Linked DNA regions of Homo sapiens: region 1 is linked to region 2. A link is a loop called in an ENCODE intact Hi-C map of the cell type or tissue named here. Cell type or tissue: pancreas. All regions are shown on one strand. Each heading gives the region's core, and the rest is flanking DNA. Links, peaks and the distances in the headings are about the cores only. Region 1 overlaps RNF32-DT (RNF32 divergent transcript). Region 2 has its middle 3.1 kb from the start of SHH.

Region 1 (5,369 bases), core at 319-5,318, 660 kb after region 2:
CACATGGGAGACACCCATGCTTTGTGTCCTCAGGGTCCCATCAATGCCCTACTCAGGCAGAGGAGAATCCCAAATCCCACCTTCCTTCTCCTCCAAAAGAAACCACTCTGTGTCCATCTCTCATGGTGCCAGATTCCACTAGAGGAGGTGGGAAGAGTGGTTAATGAGTTTGAATCCAACATGGCTTTGAGAGCACCAAAAATCCACACCAGGTTTTTCTCTCTGCAAAGCCCTCTGTCTCCTCCAAGCAACCAGCTTACAACTTCCCCAGTGAGCGAGTCATGGAGCCAAAGTCAATCCATTTCTATCTCCAACCCCTGCCCACAGCACGTCCCTGCATGGGGAAAAGCACGGACAACAGGAAGGTTTAGCATGGGTATTACAAAAAGGGCTTCAGAAAATTATATTGAGAGGCTTTGCAGTCTTCAACTACCTATAAGTCCACCTCATTTTTAACTTTGGGGGGCATCATCCATGTTTCTGTATGATTTTTAAAGCTTCGTCCAGCAGTAGGTTCATGATCAGGCAGCCTCTCTCAGGTCCCAAGAACACCGTGGGGAAGTGCACAGGGCTCCCAGCCCAGAATCCCTGTCTGTGACCACAAGGGTTTGCTTTCCTTTGTGAAATGTATGTCACTCTCCTTCTCAAGAAACTTCAGCAGGGGAAAGCTCAAAGCTTTTCCTCTAAGATCAGAAACAAGACAAGGATGTCCACGCTCACCACTTCTACTCAATGTAGTACTGGAAATCCTAGCCAAAGCAATTAGGCAAGAGAAAGAAAGAAAAGACATTCAAATTGGAAGGGAAGAAGTTAAATTATTGTTGTTAGCAGACAACATGATCATATCTATGGAAAACCCTAAAGACTCCATCAAAAAACTATTAGAACTAATAAATGAATTCAGTAAAGTTTCAGGATACAAAATCAACATACAAACATCAGGAGCCTTTTTGTACACTAATAGGGAAATATTGGAAAAAGCAATGAGGAAAACAACACCATTTACAATAGCTACAAAAAATAAAATAATTAGAAATAAATTTAACCAAGGAGGTGTAATATCTCTACACTGAAAACTATAAAACATTGATGAAAGACACTAAAAAGGAAATAAAAAGATATTCATGTTCATGGATTGGAAGAATAATATTGTTAAAATATCCGTATGACCCAAAAGTGATCTACAGATTCAATATAATCCCCATCAAAATATCAACGATATTCTTCACAGAAATAGAAAATATATAATTTATATGGAACCACAAAAGAACAGCCAACGTTATCCTGAGCAAAAAGAGCAAAGCTGGAGGCATCACATTACCTGACTTCAAAATATACTACACAGCTATAGTAATTAAAAGAGCATGGTGCTAGCACAAAAACAGACACACAGACAAATAGAACAGAATAGAAAGCCTAGAAATAAATCTGTGTGTTTATAGCCAGGTGATATTTAGCAAACATGCCAAGAACACCCAATGGAGAGAGGAGAGTCTCTTCAAAAAATGATATTGGGAAAACTGGATAGCCACATGCAGAAGAATAAAACTAGATCCTTGTCTCCCACCATGTGAAAAACCTACTTAAAATGGATTAAAGATTTAACTGTAAGACCCAAAACTATGAAACTACTGGAAGGAAACACAGGGGGAAACTCCAAGGCATGGGCGTCTGCAGTGATTTCTTGGATATGACCTCAAAGCACATGCAACAAAAGCGAACACAGACAAATCGGAATGCATCAAACTAAAAAGCTTCCATACAGCAAAAGAAACAATCGACAGAGTGAAGAGACAACTTAAGAATGGGAGAAAATATTGCAAAACTGTGCATCTGATAAAGGGTTAGTCCCCAAAATACATAAGGAACTCAAACAACCTAATAGTAAGAAAACAACCCAATTTTTAAAAATGGACAAAAGATCTGAAAAGATCCATCTTTGGATCCCATGTTGTCCAAGCCTGAATTCTTGAGAAAATTCTTTTCTGTGAGGGACGAGCCAGGAGGACTGAGATGGAAGTGAGGATAAAGGAGGTAACAAAGTTGTGTTTGATAGTGACGCTTCGGACGACGGCCTCAGAGATTCTCCGAATGGCAGGGTGGGAAGGCTATAATGGTCCTAAACTACTTCTTCATGTCCCAGTAAAGAAACTGAGGCACAGGGAGTCCAGTGGCTCACCCAGGAACCCCAGGTCAGGGCCTTGGACCAGGGCTTGGTAGCTCTGCCTCTGCTGACCCTGGAGGCAGTGACTTCAGGAGGTGAGGAAGCCCTGGGTGCTGCCCAGCCCGAGGCAGGCCTCCTGGGTCAGACGTTCCTGCTGCCTGAGGTCCGTTCATCCCAGCCACCCTCCCCAGCTGCCGGCTCCCCTTGCCTTGCAATTCACATGCCAGCCTCGGGGCTGCCAGCCGAGCTCATCCTTGTGTCCTCCAGCACCCACCACGTCCTCCCTGCCCGCTGCGGGCCTTGGCACCTTTGCCAGGGCTGCCCCCACCCCCAGCCCCAGCTGTCTCGGAGGTGTCAGAGCCTGAGAGTCACCCCCAAGAGCAGCCCTCTCTGACCCACCAGGCAGGCCATGCGACTGCCTATGTGCTCCTACAGAGGCCTGTGCCCCACCCTGGTCCACAGCTGACCTGTGTGCTGCACACTCACCTCCTTGCTTATCTGTGTGACTCCGGTTGGAGGGCTTTCTCCTCACTAGGCTGTCAATTCTGAGGGCATGAACCGAGCCTATCTTGTTTCTGCATCACTGTGGGGCCCAGCAGGGCCCAGCACCCAACAAATGTGTGTTGAATTGGGCCCCCTGAGCCGAGGGTGTGGATTAAACGACCCCCACAGAGCCCTTCTAGCCAAAAGGTCTGCCATCTCAGGGGTGTGTGTGTTGACAGAGAGAGGGAGGGAAATCAATTTAAAGTGAGAGAGAGAAAAAAAAATGCTGCATCTACAGTTCTTATTTATTTTTCCATTCCAATTTTATGTAATTCACAATAAAAAGATGCTCAATGTCATTACTCATTAGGAAAATGCAAATCAAAACCACAGTAAGATAGCACCTCACACCCACTAGGATGCTATAATCAAAAACTGGGAAAGAAGTGTCGGTGAGGACATGGAGAATGGAGGTCCTCACACAGTGCAGCAGGAATGCAGAGTGGTACAGCTGCTATGGAGAATAGCTTGTTCCCCACAAGTTAAGCATGGAATTACTGATTGGTGGTATCGTTGGATATTCACTGGAATATAATACTCGCCATCATGACTGCTACTGTTGTTTTACTCAATAGTTATGAAAAGAGGGAAAAAACAAAGCTTTATAAATTAAATCTATTATATCAACCCTTGAAGGAACACTGTAGTAAATTATTTTATAATTGTTCTATAATTCACCCTGTAATTTATTGATCTATAATTCTTTTGGGAGAGGCAGACCTGTATCATTAGCACTGTAACATCAGTTAACACTTCCCTTAAAGCAAAGGATGTAGCAATATCCCCCAAATTAAGTAATAACGTGCAGCTCTTACTGACAGTGTTTTAAATGACACTCTCTTGGGCAAGTAGAGGCATAATGGCTGGGCTAGTGAAACAAGAAAAAGAAAGAGGAGGGGAGAGAGAGAGAAGGAGATGAAGACAGAGGGAGGAAAGAAGGAAGAGAGAGAGAAGGGGGAGGTTGGGGTGGGGATAGTTATCTTGAACACTTGAAGCGTGTGGTCAGACACTCAGCCCTTTCAGTGTCACAATGATGAGTGTGTAAGAGTGTGCGTGTGTGTGTATGTTTAGATGGCTAGGGAATGCGATTCTGAAAGTTTCCAGAGATAGAGAATTGCTCAAAAGGGAATCCCAAACCCAAGTAACAGCCAATAAGCTCCATTCCAGGACACATGAGGTTCTAAGAAGGGTGAAGGAGAATTGAGTTGTACTTTACCCGGTTCACTTTCTGGCAAGTGCTTCTTCCAAATAAGGGTGCACAAGCTACTGCAGAATCCCTAGGGGAAAAGATATTCTAAGACATAGAAACAGAATCTGCAGGGTGACTTAGAGATGTTCTTAGTGGGTAAAGAACTTCTCGGGCTAGTTTCCTGTCGGAGACACTATCATTCAAAATATCTGACTGCTATTTATTTGGGAGTTCCAAAATTTCCTAAAGTAGGGAATGAAATAATGGTAGGACATTTTTAAAATAAAAATGGGTTCTGTGCAGCTAATTGGTTACTAATGTTTAAATTGTGCAGACATATGCCAAGCATCTGAGCTTTTGGAGAGATAACACATCATCCTTGCTGATAGACTGCTCCATAGCAGACACTGTCGCAAAAGCACCCTCAGAAATGAAACAGCGCGGGCCAGGGAAAATAGTAAATTCAACCTCACTCACGAAAAAGTAAGAAAACACACCACGTTAGGCATCCGCATGCTCCGTGGAAGCCCAGCCTTCACCTTCAGAGATGTGTCAGGAGGAGGTGCCACTGCTGTCCCAGTGCCAACCTCGAAAGGCTTAGCCATACCTCTTCCACCCATTTTACACTCGCTGCTCGTGTTTTCAGGCTGTATCCCATCTTGAAGTGAAGACATTCTTTAAGTTGGCTGCCCCACGGCGTTGGTGGCCATGAGAGGAAACGTGAGGCTCCGTCATTCTGTGATTAGGTGGAGACGTCTGAGGAGCTGCGTGAGGAGCAGGCAGGTGCTCTGGATGTAACCTGAGACAGCTTTGGCTTGTTTCCTACTGTCCCTTTTAAACCTGTTCTCTGGACACTCTCTGTCCCTGGATGAAAACCCAGGTGGGACGTATACATTTTCTAATCAGTCCCAGGAAATAAGAAGCGCTTTGGCCACGTGAAGTCAACAAATGCATCCAAAGTCAGCAATTTAAAATGCCCAGTCTGCTCCAGACACCAAAAACTCTGCCCTGAATAAATCGACCTTTGCCACCCCACCAAGGCCGCTATGGCCACCCAGCTCCTGCTGCAGCTCCACGGTTCATGACGCTCCTCCTCCAGCTGGCAGCTTAGGTGCCTGATGCCATCAGCCACCACCAAGTATGTCTTTCTTGTTGGGGTTCAAGGGGCTGTGGGAGGCAGGAGAGATCCAAGGGCAGGCGAGGTCTTACCCGATGACACCATCATAAGTCAGCTTTGGTCCCGCAGCCTGGCCAATGGTTGATGCTGCCCTTTCTCCAGTGGGTCAGAGCCCATTGATGGACTTGACACCTGTATCCCTGGAGGGTCTGTCCTCAGCAGTGGGCTGCAGCCCAGGTGAATTCACTCCTCTCCCAAACTTGCTCCCTCCCTAAATGCCTCCAGGAATCTGAAGACCATCAACAGGTTCTTTGGAAAGAGTTAATAGGAAAACTTCTGGAGAAACGGATACAGAA
Region 2 (5,369 bases), core at 75-5,074:
AGCTGCCCAGCTGTTATTTAATTTTTCTTCCCCAGGGACTTTATAGTGCAGGCTGGCTCTCCCTGCATTTTGAAGAAAGAGGACTGAGCCCCTCCTGAAGACTCAGCCTCTGTGGACCGAGGATAATTATGAGTGACCATAACTTAAAGCACTGGTATTTGAAATGCTTTAAGTGCCTTAGAAAAATGTAAAAATACTGCTCTTTTATTGTGCTTCAATTAATACATTTTTTTTTTTGTAGAGCTCTGCAAATGGGATGGAGGCGTGCTCAAGGGCAGTTACAGAGTGAACTGCGGGCGTCAGGGTGGATGGGCAAAGCAGGTCTGGGGGCTGCACCCCAGCACAGGGGAGAGAGTGGGGGCCAGTGTGTGCGCTGGGTGTGTGGAGGCCATTGCAGGGTGTTGGGGGGGGGGCAGGCGAGTGGGCGAAGCTGTGCTCACACAACCCCCACGATCGATCAGAGCAAAGTGCAGAGCCAGGGGTGAGCTGAATGTGGAATTCAGGCTCCTTGCAAAGCTGGCCTTGTGTGGGGGCTCAGCAGGCCAGCAGTCTTCAGGCACAGGAGCCACCAGTCCTAGGGGCTGCAGCCCAAGGGGTCAGGGGCCCTGGGGGAACAGTGTTCTGGTTAACGAGGGGCTTCCTAGAAAGAGGGCACAGTGCCCAGGAGGTGGCAATCTTTGAGTCTATAATCACCTCACTTTTTGCAGAAAAAGGAAAAAAACTCAAAAGTCCTAAGTAAACCAGGAAAATAAAATTTGAAGCTCCCTCTCAACCCTGCTTTTCTTTTTTTTTTTAAAAAAAAAAAAACAGATCATGCCCTTCCCCTTCTCAATCGCCATCCCACTCATGTGCAATGATTCCTCTAGCATAGGATTAGAGAGTGAGGGTTATTTACGTGGAGGGGAAATCCTGACCCTGAGGAGTCATCAGATGCTGCAAATGTGGCCCTGTGAAGTTAAACACTCTCCCTTGACCCCGGGCCCTTGGAGTGGAGGGGGAGAGGACCCCTGTGAAGCTCAGCCCTCAAACGATGGAAGTTTCCAGAAGTTCCCTTTGCAGATCAACTTTTTGTGTGTGTGGTGGGGGAGAGAAGGAGAGGAGCATCTTAGGACACATCTGTCTTGGGCATGAGAGGCTGAGCGTTAACAAGACTCGGTGGCCTGGGTGCCTTTGGGGAGGTTGACCCGGGCTCCCCTTCCCGCCTCTCTTTCTTGTTCCTTTCCATGGTTTGTGACGAATCGTGATCCCTGGAGGAGAGCACCGTGGGGGAGCAGCGTCCACTTGACCAGGCCCCGGCAGCCTCCACTGAGCGGAGCTGGAGCTCAGCTGAGCCCAGGGATTCTCCAGGCGGTGTGTCTGCGCTGCCTGTCCCGTTCCCAGTAAAAACAGACACAAAACAGGACCCGTGTTCTCTCCAGAGGAGGCCGGCCTGTTTGATGTGTCTACCTGCACAGCATGTGGATGTCACATCACTGGGTGGTGCCTGGGCTGGACCAGCGACCTGGCCCAGTGGGACATTTGCAAACTTTTGACTGCCCTGCCTTCCACCCTTGGCATCTCCTCTTGCCCCAGTCCCTCCTCCTCCCCCTGTCTTTCCCCGCTACTTACTCCCTTCCAAATGCAGGCAGAAGGCCCCCCACACGGGTTGCCACCCTGGGGCCTGAGAGATTGGGTGTGCAGCCCTGCCGGGAGGTGGCATGTGCACACAGCTCACCTCTGCAAGGGGCAGGGTGGGTGGGGTGTGCTTTTGGAAGCAAAAGCCTGAGCTGCACAGAGTTCCTTGTGGGCACAGCTGGACGTGGGGTGCCCCCAGGTGCGGTCAGCTCCCTCTTAGCAGAGCGCAGGGAGAAGACGTGGCTTGGCATTGAGCTTGGGTGACTCAGGGCATTTCCTGAAACCTCCCTGCCCTAAGGGATGGCGTGAGGCCCCCTCCCTCCCCTCCATCTCCAGACAGCCCTAGACACCCTGGAGAGCACCTCAGGGGCCGCCCCCCTTGTAGACTGGCCGATCCTCCAGAGTGAAATAATGATGGGCCAGAAAGCCTGCCCCCACGCCTAAGTTCAGAGGGCCTGCCCCCTGCATGGGTTGAGGGGAGCTCGGCGCAGAAAGCAATCCCAGTTATAGACCAGGCTGCTGACTGAGCCCCCCAGAGAAGCTGCTGCTCTGCCCTCCCGCCCTTCACTCCCTGTCCTTCCATCCCACCTGCTCCCCACGGCCCAGCACTGCCTTCCCCTCCAGAGGCCAGGTGGCTCTATCTCTTTGCCTTCCCCCCCCCCCCCAGACCATTTGGCCCCCTCCCCGCACCAGCAGAGGCTCCAAACACCAGCCTCCCTGACAAGGCCAGACATCCGGACATGCTGGGGCTCCGTTATTCATCTACCTGGGCTCTGCCTCTCTTCCTTGGGGTCACGCGCATCCCTCCCTCGCTCCTTCCTCCAGCTTTCCCTCCCCCACCCTCCCCCACCTCCACCCCTTGCCCAGCATCCCTGCTGAGGACAGAAGCTGCCTCCTCTTCTGCCCCAGCCCCCAGGCTCCCTCCTGGGCACTGCCCCTGCCCCTCCTTCCGGCCCCTGCCGCTAGATGGCCTCCTCACTCTGCCTTCGGCTCGGGCTTGGCCGGTTTGGGAAATCCCCGCAGTCCCAGGTCGGGAGGCCCGGAAGCCAGGCAGCCTCCTTCGTTCATCCTCCCCTGGTCCCGTCAGCAGTTTCTGCGCCCCCCTCATCCCCTCTTTCCTTTCCCAGATTTGTACCCGCTGGGCTCTGCAGTTATGGAGCCCGCCTGCCTGGCATCTCCAGGTGCTGCCTCTGTTTCTAGTCTCTGGGGTTGGCCTCTAATCTTTCATGTCCTTCTCCCCTTTGATTTTTCTTCCTTATAGTAATTCCACGCAATCTCTTTCCATCCAGCCATCCAGTCTCCACTTCTTTCTGGATTTTCCCTGTTTTGGCCGGTGGAACTTCTGCACTCCAGTTCTCTTGTGATTGCATCCAGGGCCTTTTGAATTTGGGAGGGATTCTGCACCTTAGCCCCCTTTCCCTAACTCCATGGTCCTCCCCATCCCCGGGCCCTGGGGATGTGAGTCTCCAGCTTCCTGGAGGGCTCAGGCTCTGGATAGCCCAGGAAATCCAGCCACACTCTGCACAGCACCCTGATTGTGGCCTGGCTGCAGGTGGATTGAGGCAATGCTGTCCTCTCCGTGCCAAAGCCCAGGAGCTTTGGGGTGGCTGCAGGGCTCTCTGGACTCCTGCAGCCACATCCTCATGGCACCAGCGCTGAGGGCAGGCCCGCTGGGAGGCAGCTGCCAAGACACACAGGGCCTCGGGGGACCATGGCTGGCATGTGGAGCCAGCTACGCTGGGTGCCCACTGTGCAGCGTTTCTCAGTAGTGCTGTGCAGCGGGCACGGGGCCACCCCCAAGCTGCCACAGGCCCCATGACTGTGGGTGCAGCCTGGCTTCTTCCCGGCCTGGGCCACTCTGTGAAGCAGGGTGCAGGAGACACTTTGGTGACTGGGATTCCTGCCCTCATGCCTGTCCGCCTGCACACCAAGCCCCGTGGAGCCCCGTGGAGCCCCGTGGAGCCCCGTGGAGACCCGGCTCACATGCATGAAGGCTGCAGGCTCTGAGAGATGAGGACCCTGCAGTTTCTGGGGACGCTGGAAAGATCACACAGCCAGCTCTGTCGAAGTAGACATCCTAAGGCAGGCGATCAGCTCGGATGTGAACGTGCAGCCTGAACTATGTTGCTGTGTGCCTTTGAGCTGATTTTCTCTCTTTAGACCATTGCCTGCCTTTGTTGAGTCACTTCGTCTTCATTTTAAGTAATGGACACCTCTTCTTAGGTCTAAATAATGCCTCAGGTGTGTGCCTCTGTACAGTTTCAAAGTGCTCTAGCACCGTTGTCAGGGGAGCCTGAAGCTACATTTGGGAGTTGGAAAGGGAGGCACAGTGTGGGCAGGTGGCCTCGTGCCCAGGGAGGAAGGGACCCTGCGTCTGCATGCTGCTCCTTGCACCCCAGCTACCTAGAGATCCTTCCACAAGACCATCATTGCTTCCATCTTGGAGCCTAGTTAAGAGGCAGGTGCCCCAGACAGTTAATGCATTAAACCCTTGCGCACATGGGCCTCACCTGGGGGCTGAGAAAAAGCCGACAGGCCGCGCTGAGGCCTCACTCCCGAGCACTCAAATCAGAATTTCTCCTTTGCTGACTTCCCTGATGGGGATCCCAAAACCCAGGAGCGAACGTGGGAGGGGGAGATGTGGGTGCAACTGCCAGCTCCAAGCCCCCTGCTGCTCCCCCAGCCCGCGGACACTCCCCAGCCTCCGGATGCTCCGTCTGCTTGGCCCCCCAGCCCCTGGACGCTCCCCAGTCCTGCTTGATGCCTGTGTGCCTTGGGTCCCGTCTGCCCGGCTGGGCCTGGCATGGAGCTGCACGCAGAACTTCAGACAGCAGCGGGTGTGCATGTGTGAGCTTTAGATTCTTTCTGGAGAGCGTGTGGAGGGGGTACGGTGAGGGGTGAATGTGACTGGGACACATGCAGTGCCTGGAGGCTGGGGTGCCTCGGAGGATTGAGGATGAAGCTGTGTGTTGGGGCGTGCTGGGGTAGTACTGCCGCGAGCAGTTTTTCCCAGAACTGCCCAAAGCTGGCTCAGCCCACTCCCATTGAAGGAGGGTTCCCTGGCTCAGCCACTCCCATTGGAGGACGGCTCCCTGGCTCAGCCACTCCCACTGGAGGAGGGTTCCCTGGCTCAGCCACTCCCATTGAAGGAGGGTTCCCTGGCTCAGCCACTCCCATTGGAGGACGGCTCCCTGGCTCAGCCACTCCCACTGGAGGAGGGTTCCCTGGCTCAGCCACTCCCATTGGAGGAGGGTTCCCTGGCTCAGCCACTCCCATTGGAGGACGGCTCCCTGGCTCAGCCACTCCCACTGGAGGAGGGTTCCCTGGTTCAGCCACTCCCATTGGAGGAGGGTTCCCTGGCTCAGCCACTCCCATTGGAGGAGGGTTCCCTGGCTGGCTCCATAGCTGCTCTTCTTCCACGAGTGAAGCCACAGAGCCTGTTCTTACCCACTTCCTGCACAAAGGCTGTTTCCTTACAGGAGCAGAGTTAAGCTGAGATCCACCAGGCAGGGCTGGCAGCTGATGCCACAAGTTCCACTGAGAGAATCAGTCACCGAGGCTGCTCCTGTGCCCTGTGCCCTGTGCCCTGTGCCCCTCCCCGCTTCTGCTCTGCCCACTTCCATGCTCCCTTGGGCCACGGAACTGTCATGACTCGGCCTGAGAGCAGTGGGCTCCCATGTCGCCTGGGATCTCCACAGTCAGAGTGCTGGTCTCCAAGGCCCTTCAGGGTTGTATTTTCTAGAGACTTGAACATC

Evidence for each region. A loop is a pair of places that touch in the nucleus more often than their neighbours do. Peaks named below come from ENCODE experiments on the same cell type or tissue, not always from the same donor. Only the 100,000 strongest peaks of a DNase experiment are listed, where the experiment ranks them.
Region 1: it touches region 2 in a loop (5-fold over the local background); 68 of 110 quality-filtered maps call a loop at or near these places.

What each region holds. Positions count from the first base shown.
Region 1 is chr7:156,476,272-156,481,640 of GRCh38, forward strand. It overlaps RNF32-DT (RNF32 divergent transcript), which reads right to left. Exons shown (of 4, transcript NR_026865.2): 3 at 4,394-5,349. Among named protein-coding and RNA genes, the nearest start is that of LINC00244, 62 kb to the right of the region's middle. In pancreas, for the core only: no CTCF peak of the experiment used is centred there; a DNase peak (open chromatin) is centred at 2,330.
Region 2 is chr7:155,812,849-155,818,217 of GRCh38, forward strand. No RefSeq gene overlaps it. Among named protein-coding and RNA genes, the nearest start is that of SHH, 3.1 kb to the left of the region's middle. RefSeq lists enhancers at 1,915-2,558, 2,857-3,358. In pancreas, for the core only: CTCF peaks have their summits at 2,567 and 2,778; a DNase peak (open chromatin) is centred at 2,603; H3K27me3 peaks cover 948 bases.